Regions from separate parts of the Homo sapiens genome. Here region 1 is linked to region 2. Evidence: chromatin loops called from intact Hi-C (ENCODE). Cell type or tissue: mesothelial cell of epicardium. All regions are shown on one strand. Links, peaks and the distances in the headings refer to the core of each region. The heading gives the core; the rest is flanking DNA.

Region 1 (5,372 bases), core at 141-5,140, 110 kb before region 2:
GTGGATCTTCACTGCACTGCTGTTGGACTTTTAAGCATGCCCTTCAGCAAGAAATATATTTTACACAGAGAGGTGACATGCACGGGCACACATAGACATGCCTGCCTAAAACAAATGCTTCACTAAATAATATTAATACTTCCTTTATACATGTGAAGCATTCTGATATTGCTGGTTCCATTCTATTATTATTATTAATATTTTTTGGAGACAGGGTCTTGCTCTGACACCCAGGCTGGAGTGCAGTAGCATGATCACAGCTCACTGCCACCTTGACTTCCCAGGCTCAAGTGATCCTCCCACCTCAGCCTCCCGAGTAGCTGGGACCACAGGTGCACACCACCATGCCCAGCTAATTTTTTATTTTTTGTAGAGATGGGGTCTCCCTATGTTGCCCAGGCTGGTCTCAAACTCCTGAGCTCAAGTGATCCACCATGGCCTTCCACAGTGCTAGGATTACAGGTGTGAGCCACTGCGCTTGGCTTTTATTTTACTTTAAATTTGTTATTTATTTTATTTTACTTTACATTATTTTATTTTTATTTTTTGAGATGGAGTCTCGCTCTGTTGCCCAGGCTGGAGTGCAGTGGTATGATCTCAGCTCCCTGCAACCTCTGCCTCCCAAGTTCAAGCCATTCTCCTGCTTTAGCCTCCCAAGTAGCTGGGATTACAGGTGCGCACCACCACGCCTGGCCAATTTATTTATTTATTTTTTATTTTTAGTAGAGACGGGGTTTCACCATGTTGGGCAGGCTGGTCTCGAACTCCTGACCTCAGGTGATCCAACCGCCAAGGCCTCCCAAAGTGCTGGGATTACAGGCGTGAGCCACTGTGCCCAGCCCTATCATTAATTTGTTTTTAATTATTTTAATTATTTTTATTTTTATTATTTTTAGACAGAGTCTCTCTCTGTTGCCCAGGCTGGAGTGCAGTGGCGCAATCTCAGCTCACTGCAACCTCTGCCTCCTGGGTTCAAGCGATTCTCCTGTCTCAGCCTCTCGAGTAGCTGGGATATCGGTGTATGCCACCATACCTGGCTAATTTTTGTATTTTTATTGGAGACAGGTTTCACCATGTTGGTCAGGCTGGTCTCGAACTCCTGTGGCCTCAGGTGATCCATCTGCCTTGGCCTCCCAAAGTGCAGGGATTACAGGCGTGGGCCACCGCACCCGGTCTCATTAATATTTTGAAATGCTGGCCAGGAGTGGTGGCTCATGTTTGTAATCCTAGCACTTTGGGAGGCTGAGGCACATGGAAGCTCAAATTGAGCCTCCCAGGATGAAGGTGTTTCTGGCTCTCAGGGTGGGCAAGCTGGGAGGAGTTCAATTTTACCTCCCACCAGATGGTAATAATATTATTAGAGGACATTTATAGAGGGGTGTGTTTGTGCATCAACATATGTGTCTGTAATTCTCTTACTACCCCCGAGGCAGGTATTATTATCCTTCCCATTTTACAGATGAGGGAACTGAGACACCTGCCCCAGGTTACAGACTTGGTCAAAGGTAGTAGGGGTTGGAGCCCACACAGCTCTGTGGTTCCTAACCATGTCTCTTGTGGGGACTCCCTGACCCTCTTGGAAGGAGTAGAGTGTGTGCGCTGGGGGTGGTGGATGAGACATAAGAGAGGGGCAAGGAGGAGCAGTCGTGGGGTGTGCTTGGACAAAGGATATCCAGGGCCTTGGAGCTGCAGGTGGTGGCTATTCCTTGGAGGTTCCCAAAATGCTTGGGGGATGGAGGGACCAGGACATCCCTGAAGCTTGGGCTGTGAACATAGTGACCCTGGAAGGCACATGGCACAGATCCCCCCTGGGACCCTTCCTGCCCTGGGTTTGTTGTACAGAACCAGGAATAGCTTCTCACCTGTGTCCCCTGCCCACCTCTCTGACTGTGGTTCTCTGTCTCTCCGCAGGGCCTGACGTTAACCCGGCTCTGGCACTGGAGCAGAAGCGGGCTGAGGAGGCGGTGGCAGCAGTCATGGTGGCCTCTTGCCCAAATCACCCCTCCCGAGTCTCCACAGCTGACAACATCTATGTCAACCACAGCTTTGAAGGTTCTATCAAAGGTGCTGGTGCCATCAGCAACTTCTTGCCCAACAATGGGCGGCAGTTCTGATACAGCCAGAGGCCCTGTCTAGGCTCTATGGCCCTGAACCAAAGGGTTATGGGGATCTTCCTTGTGACTGCCCCTTGACACACGCCCTCCTCAAATCCTAGGGGAGGCCATTCCCATGAGACTGCCTGTCACTGGAGGATGGCCTGCTCTTGAGGTATCCAGGCAGCACCACTGATGGCTCCTCTGCTCCCATAGTGGGTCCCCAGTTTCCAAGTCACCTAGGCCTTGGGCAGTGCCTCCTCCTGGGCCTGGGTCTGGAAGTTGGCAGGAACAGACACACTCCATGTTTGTCCCACACTCACTCACTTTCCTAGGAGCCCACTTCTCATCCAACTTTTCCCTTCTCAGTTCCTCTCTCGAAAGTCTTAATTCTGTGTCAGTAAGTCTTTAACACGTAGCAGTGTCCCTGAGAACACAGACAATGACCACTACCCTGGGTGTGATATCACAGGAGGCCAGAGAGAGGCAAAGGCTCAGGCCAAGAGCCAACGCTGTGGGAGGCCGGTCGGCAGCCACTCCCTCCAGGGCGCACCTGCAGGTCTGCCATCCACGGCCTTTTCTGGCAAGAGAAGGGCCCAGGAAGGATGCTCTCATAAGGCCCAGGAAGGATGCTCTCATAAGCACCTTGGTCATGGATTAGCCCCTCCTGGAAAATGGTGTTGGGTTTGGTCTCCAGCTCCAATACTTATTAAGGCTGTTGCTGCCAGTCAAGGCCACCCAGGAGTCTGAAGGCTGGGAGCTCTTGGGGCTGGGCTGGTCCTCCCATCTTCACCTCGGGCCTGGATCCCAGGCCTCAAACCAGCCCAACCCGAGCTTTTGGACAGCTCTCCAGAAGCATGAACTGCAGTGGAGATGAAGATCCTGGCTCTGTGCTGTGCACATAGGTGTTTAATAAACATTTGTTGGCAGAAATGGTGTTTTATGTCACATGTCCTACCCTGGCTTCCTCCTCTCGGTTTAAGATAATTTTTGTGAATGACACAAATAATACATGTGTGGGAGAGTGATTTGTGGAGATACTAGTCTGTGTTTTGTTCTATTTCTCCTCCCTCTTTTCAAGAAAGTAGCCAGGCCATTGTGTGCTCATGCCTTACAAGGGCCTTTGAGGAGTGGGAGTAATTTCTCTTCAAACTGGGAGGGCACAGAGCCTGAGAGTCAGTCAGGAGTAGGATGTGCAGCCCCTCCTTTTCTGGAAGAGACTGTGAAGTAGGCAACACCTGGAGGAGCTACAGGAGAACCACGGTGCATTCAAGGAGGGAAGAACCCACCGTACAAACAACCAGCTCCCAGGAGGGCCCCAGGCCAGGGCAGTGGGTGGAAATGTCAAGGAACATTCCAGATCCCCTCGAGTCTTTCTGCCCCATGCTGGGTCCAGCCCTTGTTTGGCTGAGGGGCTGCTGTTGCTTTGAGGCTCAGAGGGACTGTCAGCATGTAAAGGGAAGACAAGCAAAAAGGGGTGGAAAGGAGCTGGCGTTTCTGGAGCCTACTATCTACTTTTGGGTCCTCATAAGAGCCCCATGTGCCAGCATCATTAGCCCACCTTTGGGAGGGTTGCTGGCTGACCATGATGGACAGGAGGTTTGGTGAAGGGACAGCTACGAGGGAATAGAGGCTGAGGAGAAATCGCACAATTCACCCTGTTAAAAACTCCACAGGTGCAGAATAAACAGATAGATTTGAGGAACAAAATAGCTTTTGACAGCAGACATTTCAAATCAGAGGAAAGGGTAGATCCTTCAGTAAACGGTGTGAGAGTAGTGAGCAAATTATTTGGATCAAAATAAAGTTATATCTATACTTCACACAATACACAAAATAAAAGTACAGACAGATTAAAGCACTAAACACAAAAATGAAACTATACAACTATCGGAAGGAAACACAGAAGAGTATGTTATAATCTTGGAGGGGGAAAAGTTTCCTAAGCACAAAGTCCAGAAGCCATAAAGGTAAACACTAAGGTATGACCATATAATAATGGAAAACATCTGAAAACACACAAAAAATTAAAGAAAGTTGAAAGACACATATGAGCTCAGAAAAATAGTTGCAACATATTTAACAGCAAATAAAATCAAGAAAACACAAAGAGTGCCAATAGTGCTCCTGCAAACATGGTGAACACTCCTAAAACCCACTGGACTTTCTGTAAGAAGTGTGGGAAGCACCAGCCCCACAGAGTGACACAGGACACATTTCCCTGTATGCCTAGGGAAAGCCATGTTATGACAGGAAGCAGAGGGGCTATGGTGGGGAGACTAAGCCAATTTTCCAGAAAAAGGCTAAAACTACAAAGAAGATTGTGCTAAGTTTTGAGTGCATGAAGCCCAACTGCAGATCTAAGAGAATGCTGGCTATTAAGAGATACAAGCATTTTGAACTGGGAGGAGGTAAGAAGAGCAAGGGCCAAGTGATCCAGTTCTAAGTGTCATCTTTTGTTTTATTATGAAGACAATAAAATATTGAGTTTATGTTTAAAAAAAAAAAGAATATACAAAGAGAGTCCAGGTACGGTGGCTCATGCCTGTAATCCCAGCACTTTGGGAGGCTGAGGCAGGAGAATTGCTTGAGGCCAGGAGTTCAAGACCAGCCTAGGCAACATAGCGAGATACTGTCTCTACAAAAAGTTTAAAAGTTAGCCAGGCTAGCTATTTGGAAGGCTGAGGTGGGAGGATTGTTTCAGCTCGAGTTTGAGGCTGCAGTGAGCTATGATGGCACCACTGTACTCCAGCCTGAGTGAAAGAGTGAGCTTCTGTCTCAACAAAAAAAAAAAAAAAAAAGAATATACAAAGAGAGGAAGGAGTGCAGGGGGGAGGTCTGGGTTATGTGGCTAACCTTCCCATTAGAAACAAGACATTCTAGCTAAAATAAATCTTAGCCGTGTGTGTGTGTGTATGTGTCTGTGTGTGTGTATGATGCATACAAGTTTAGGGTGTTTTAACCTTCTTGATAAATTGAGACTTTTATAGTTTGAAATGACTATAAAAATATCCCTTTTTATCTCTAGTATTTATTTTTGTCTGTTTAAGAGATGGGGTTCTCACTTTGTTGCCCAGGCTGGTCTTGAATACTTGGCCTCAAGGGATCCTCCTACCTCAGCCTCCCAAGTACCTGGAATTACAGGTATGAGCCACCATGCCAGTCCTATCTGTAGTATTTGTTCAACTGTATAATGTTATTATACACACACACACACACACACACACACACACACAGACACACACACACATATAAAATAACATACGGTTGAACAAATTT
Region 2 (5,372 bases), core at 147-5,146:
TTTGCAGATGCCATTACGGCCTCTCCCTCACTTGAGCTTCACGTGGTTGTGGAGGTATGAGAGCATGAGTGATGCACTAGTAGTACTGGGGCCGGCTAGCTTGCCCTCTGAAGGTGCAGCCCTGGCCGCCTGTATTACACTAGTGAGCCCGTGATCCTGGGGTTGCCATCTCCATGGACTGAGAGGTCGTGATAGCCCTGCCTTAAAACACTGGCCTTGACTCTCCTGCCTTCCGTTGGGTGAACTCAGTGCAGATCATGGAGCAGGTCACGATGCTCTCAAGTTGGTTCCCTCTGAGCGAGGAGCTCTTGGTGAGCAACCCCGTGTGTGGTCCGGTTGCACTTTTTAGATACTTCATGCAGAAGCCCAAAGCCTTAGTCACTGGTCTCTGAGCCCATAGCCACCGTATTTGGAATCTTTTGGGATTACAATCAGGGTACCAATGATTCCTTTTACTTTACACTATTTGCATAAATATGTGATTATTAATACATAGCTCAACTCTTAAGGGTTTTGTTGACGGAAGTAACTCTAACTTCTTCGTGGATATTTCAAAGCCATGTTTCTTTTTTGTGTGCGTTTTGTACACTTGTATGTATAATACAAGTGGAATAGGGATGTGACTAGTGGCCAAAACATTAACTTCTTTTAATAATGGCCGCCATTCAATGAACACAGTCTTTGGGCCAGGCTCTTTGTGAGGTGCCTTACAATCTGTTTAATTCTCTGCAAACTTATTTTACGTATTGGGACATTGAGGCTATGAGAAGGTAAGTAGCTTGCGAAGCGGGTAGAGCTAGACCTCAAACCCATGCCTGCCTTGTCCCAGAAGGCTTTTTCCAGTGCTGTGAGAAACGGGAGTCTCTGGAGAAGGCTCAGACCTGTCGGGGCTGGGAAGCATTGCTCCGTTTCAGCTGAAAGGCTCTGTGGAGCAGAACATGAGGGAGGAGTGTGGGTCCCCATTGTGGGTTTCAGAGTCTTCCCTGTGTTAGGTAAATGTGTGAGATGCAGCCACCAGGCAGGAGGTTGGGGGAGCTGTGCCTTAAGAGGATAGCTGGATGTTTAACTTTCATGCCAGGGCCCCCGGGGCCATAGCACAATCCCGGCAGGCCTGTCTCCACCTGTGTGTTCTGCTTGAGTCCAGGCTTCATTTGTGCCCTGGCTGCCTTTAGTTTTTTTAGTTAGCTTTCATGAAACACCTGCTACTCAAAGAGCTTGTAGAAATTCAGCAGAACCATTGCAGACTGAGGGGCACCTGTCACTGCCCGTGAACACGGCTCCTAAATATTCTCTGCTAAAAATTCCTCTACAATTGAAACACTGCATGAGTTCTTTCCCATGGTTCCTTAAAGTGCCTTTATTATCAATAGATGGCATTGCGTTCCTAATGCACCTTCACCTGTGAGAAATCAAGTACCTGAATAAAGAGGAGTTATGGAGAGCATTTAAACTCTTCCCATAGTGCTCCCGTGCAGGGCTCTGCCTGCCTCCACCTCTTTCTGGACCACGTAGCCTCTACTGCAGTAAACACAGAGTATATCACAGAAACTTTGCTGTTTACAGGAGCTAAGGCGTTTGTTGTCTTCTTGATATAATTATTTATTTATGTGTGACCTTTTAAGCCCACATTGTTTCCTCTGATTACATATCTGAGATAATATTGTGAATTAATGAGCCGATTGCTTTGATTCACGAAGATCCTGTTTGCCTCCCGCTTGCTGCATCACGTCTGCTGTGTGGAGCTTGGCACACTGCTTTGAGCGTGTGGATGCAGAGAGGGACTGCAGGTGAATCAGAGGGGCTGGCTTTGGGTTGCAGCTCCCTGTCAAGCAGCTGCCAGGTTTTGGGTCATCTCTTTAGCCTTGCTGTACTTCCATTTCTCACCGTTCAAACAAGGTTGAGCACTGTAGTCTTGTTGATCTCCAATGTTTGTTGGTTTCTTATCATTAAGTACCCAACCCTGTGCAGGCACTGGGAATGGCTAAAGAAAGTGAGTTGAGGGCTTTGCTCTAAAGGGTTGGAGATATCCTGTGAATGTGGCCTTATTTGGGAAAAGGGTCTTTGTAGATATGATTAAGTTAAGGATCTCTCAAGATGGAATCACCCTGGATTATCCAGTGACACCTGTCTTTATAAGAAACAGGAGAAGACAGAGATAGACACAGAGAAGGCCATGAGAAGATAGGGCAGAGATGAATGATATAACCACCAAGCCCAGGAACACCTGGAGCCACCAGAAGCTGGAAATGGCAGGAAGGATCCTCCCCTAGAGTCTCTGCAGGAGCATGGCCCTACTGACACCTTGATTTCAGAGTTCTGGCCCATGGGGCTGGGAGATAATAAATTTGTATTGCCTTGTATCGCCTGGTCTGTTGTTCCCTGTTAGGGCAGCCCCAGACACCAGTGCAGGTCTCCCATCACAGCACTGCTGTGAGGCTGCATGAGATGAGAAGGATGCAAAGGGATGGCGTCCAGAGCTGCGCTGCTGCCACCACCCTCAGCTCCTTGGTTAGATATTCTGACCTTCTGACCTCCTGGCAGCCCAGTGCAGACATGGCCTTCGCTTCCCAGCTGCCTTCCACATAACCTGCTCCTCCCTGTGCCGTGGATCCCACATCAGCCAGCCAGGGCAGGCAGGGGTGGCTGCTAAAACCGTATGACAGTTCTTGCCTCCCTCCCTCCCTCCCACACTTCAGAATGTTAAATGAGACTTCTTGACTCAGGCAAGCTCCTTTCTTGGTTACGAAGATGTAAAATCAGCCGTGGCAACGGCACCAGCTCTTTTTTCCGATAGCTCGTTCAGTCCCCAAAGCTAGGCAGTTGGCATGCGCACCATCCTCCTTTCTTCCTGCAGTCGGGGGAGCTGACAGGCTGTCCTCCATGCTGCCGTGGGTGGCTGCTCTGCTGCGGGGGCTCTTGGACATGGCTATGCTTGAGATGGTCGTTGTAGCTGTATGTGAGGTGAATGCCGTTCCATATACACTTCTTCATGTATTGACGTGGTGCGCACACAAGTCATTTAAAATCAGTGAAATTGCTCTGGAGTATTCTTTGAGGAGTTAGACCTTGAAGCTCAGGCTTTAAAACTCATCGTAATATATTTGTTTATGATTTTTGAACCCTGTGAGTGTTTTTGTGCAAGCTGTATCCACCTCCTCCCCTCAATTTAGATTATTTCTCAAGAGTGGAATTCTAGTGTAACTGCAGCCTCTGAGCTGTTGCTGTGGTTCTCCCTGGTGGATGAGTTGTTTCTGGAGTGTCGCCGATGACATTAGCCCTATATCCCCACATCCCCACCAACAGTGGGCTTTTCATCTTCACTTATCTTTGCTAATTTACCCAGATACTTCCAGTGTCACTTCTTAGAACAATTGTGAGGATAAAATGAAGATGGGTGGTTTATTGTCTACTTGTCCTCATTGGCGAGCCACTTTCCTGAGTCCCCACAACTTTCCTGGCTCATTGAGGCCATCCCATGGATTACTTAACATACTTCTTCATAAACTCAGAGTGGGAACTACAGATTAAATTACCTTAGCATTTTGGCAAGAGCCCAGAGCCTGGAAATTAGTATGTGAATGTAATGTGAGCCCTTAAGCCTTCAGTGCAAGTGATGTCTCTAGGGAGAGCCCTCAGCGTTTTTCAGGGGAAATCAGAATCCTTCATCAGTTCCAGTAGGGAAGAGCTGAAGCTTACAGATTTAACAGAAGGCGGTAGCCCAAGGAAACCTGTTCCAGTGTGAGTGGAAGGAATGTGCTGAGCAGAGCCGGCTAATGGTGCCTCTTGGTGGCACCATGGACAGGGTGCTGGGCACCCTCGTTTCATGGGGTTGGAGGAGAGGAAAGGAACGCAGCTCGGCATTGCTTTGTCGGCCCCATCCCTGGAATACATGGGCCTTCCAGCCACACTCAGACCACAGCTGGGTCCTATCTGGCCTATACAGTGTCTTAATTTTGTTTCTAATTTTCAAGCTTAAAAAAATATTTGACAGCATTGAAAATCAGGAGATTGCTCATAACAGTGCTGACTTGTGGTGTGTCCTGAGAAGCCAGATCTGCTCCATTGTGGCCCACATTCCCCCAGCAGCAGGTGCTGAGCAGGTGCCCTGGACCTCTGCCACGCTGTCGTCTCACCCCGTTATCTGCCCTCGCTCTGAGGTGCCTTCCCGGAAGGAACGTCCCACAACATTCCCATAAGTCTCATTGGCCCAGTCTCGATCACGCGGGCAGCTGTGAGGAGTAAAGTCGTCCTCGCTGGGCACATTGCTTCCCTGAATAGAAATGAGGTTCCGTTACTAAGGAAGGAAAGGGATATAAATGCTGGTGAGTCATCAGCGCAGATTGGGGGATGCTGAGGTAAGTTTATTCATGTTGAGGTGGAAGTTTCTGTGAGGACATTTTGGGAACACTGTTCAGCCTGCAGTCTGGGGTCCCTCAGAAATGGACTGATTAGAGGTCTGGGACTGGGTAGATAAAAGAGGAACCTGGAGCATTTTGTTATGCTGGAAAATGAGAACGTGCCAGGGAAATGATTGAGCACCATCAAAGTCAAGCAACCTCCACCAACCTTGTCTGGGATTGTTTCACACCAACATAATTAAGCATGGTAATGAGTTATAAGCCATTGAGAGACCAGAGAGGCCAGGAATCCAGGGGTCAGTACTGACAGCAATAGATAGATAATTTCATTGCAGAAGAGAAGGTGCTTGCTTCAATAAGATGCATAAGCCATCAGTCAGTGTGGAGGGACTAGGGCAAGAAAGTCAGCATTTCCCAGCCTTCGTGGGACAGATGGGACCGGCAGATGCTATGCGGGGCAGGGTGGAGCAGGGATGCAGGGGTTCTGGAGAGGAGAGTTTGCAAGTCAATAACTACAGTGGAGAAGTCAGACCTCCCTTTGGCCAGGTAACCTGAGTGAACACCCCACCCACTGAGGGCTGTGGATGTTGTGTGCCTGCAGGTGGAACACATGTGTGTCCAGCTGGGTGTGCACACATGAGTTAATCAGGAGATGTCAGGGGAGGAAAAAGGCTGTGGAAATGTCCTAGATTAAAGAGGACAGGACCCCCAAGATGCAGGAAGGACTCTGGACTGGACCCTGTTCCGTAAATCATCATAAGTTATTTCCTTGTCCTTAGGAAATAACTCAGGACAAAGGGCCAAGATGAATGCAACCTATTCTTAAATGATTCAGAGAAAATACTATGTTATTATATATTATACATACAGCATACATATAGAGTGAGAGAGCTGTGTACAGACACACAGCTGCTAAACACTTGTATGGGTGTCTTTGTACTTATTCTAGTAACTTTAAGCTTAAAATTCTTTACAAATAAAATGTTAAAAAAAATGAGAAGGCTAATAAGCACA

The links. Peaks named below come from ENCODE experiments on the same cell type or tissue, not always from the same donor. Only the 100,000 strongest peaks of a DNase experiment are listed, where the experiment ranks them.
Region 1: a loop joins it to region 2, with 14 times the contacts of the local background. A loop is called at or near these places in 1 of 110 quality-filtered maps.

Annotation. Positions count from the first base shown.
Region 1 is chr7:44,510,189-44,515,560 of GRCh38, reverse strand. NPC1L1 (NPC1 like intracellular cholesterol transporter 1) reads left to right here. Exons shown (of 19, transcript NM_001101648.2): 19 at 1,912-3,026. The coding sequence ends at 2,114. It also overlaps the pseudogene RPL36AP27. Among named protein-coding and RNA genes, the nearest start is that of NUDCD3, 22 kb to the right of the region's middle. In mesothelial cell of epicardium, for the core only: no CTCF peak of the experiment used is centred there; no DNase peak of the experiment used is centred there.
Region 2 is chr7:44,397,581-44,402,952 of GRCh38, reverse strand. The region is part of intron 4 of NUDCD3 (NudC domain containing 3); the gene reads left to right. Among named protein-coding and RNA genes, the nearest start is that of CAMK2B, 75 kb to the right of the region's middle. In mesothelial cell of epicardium, for the core only: no CTCF peak of the experiment used is centred there; a DNase peak (open chromatin) is centred at 2,932.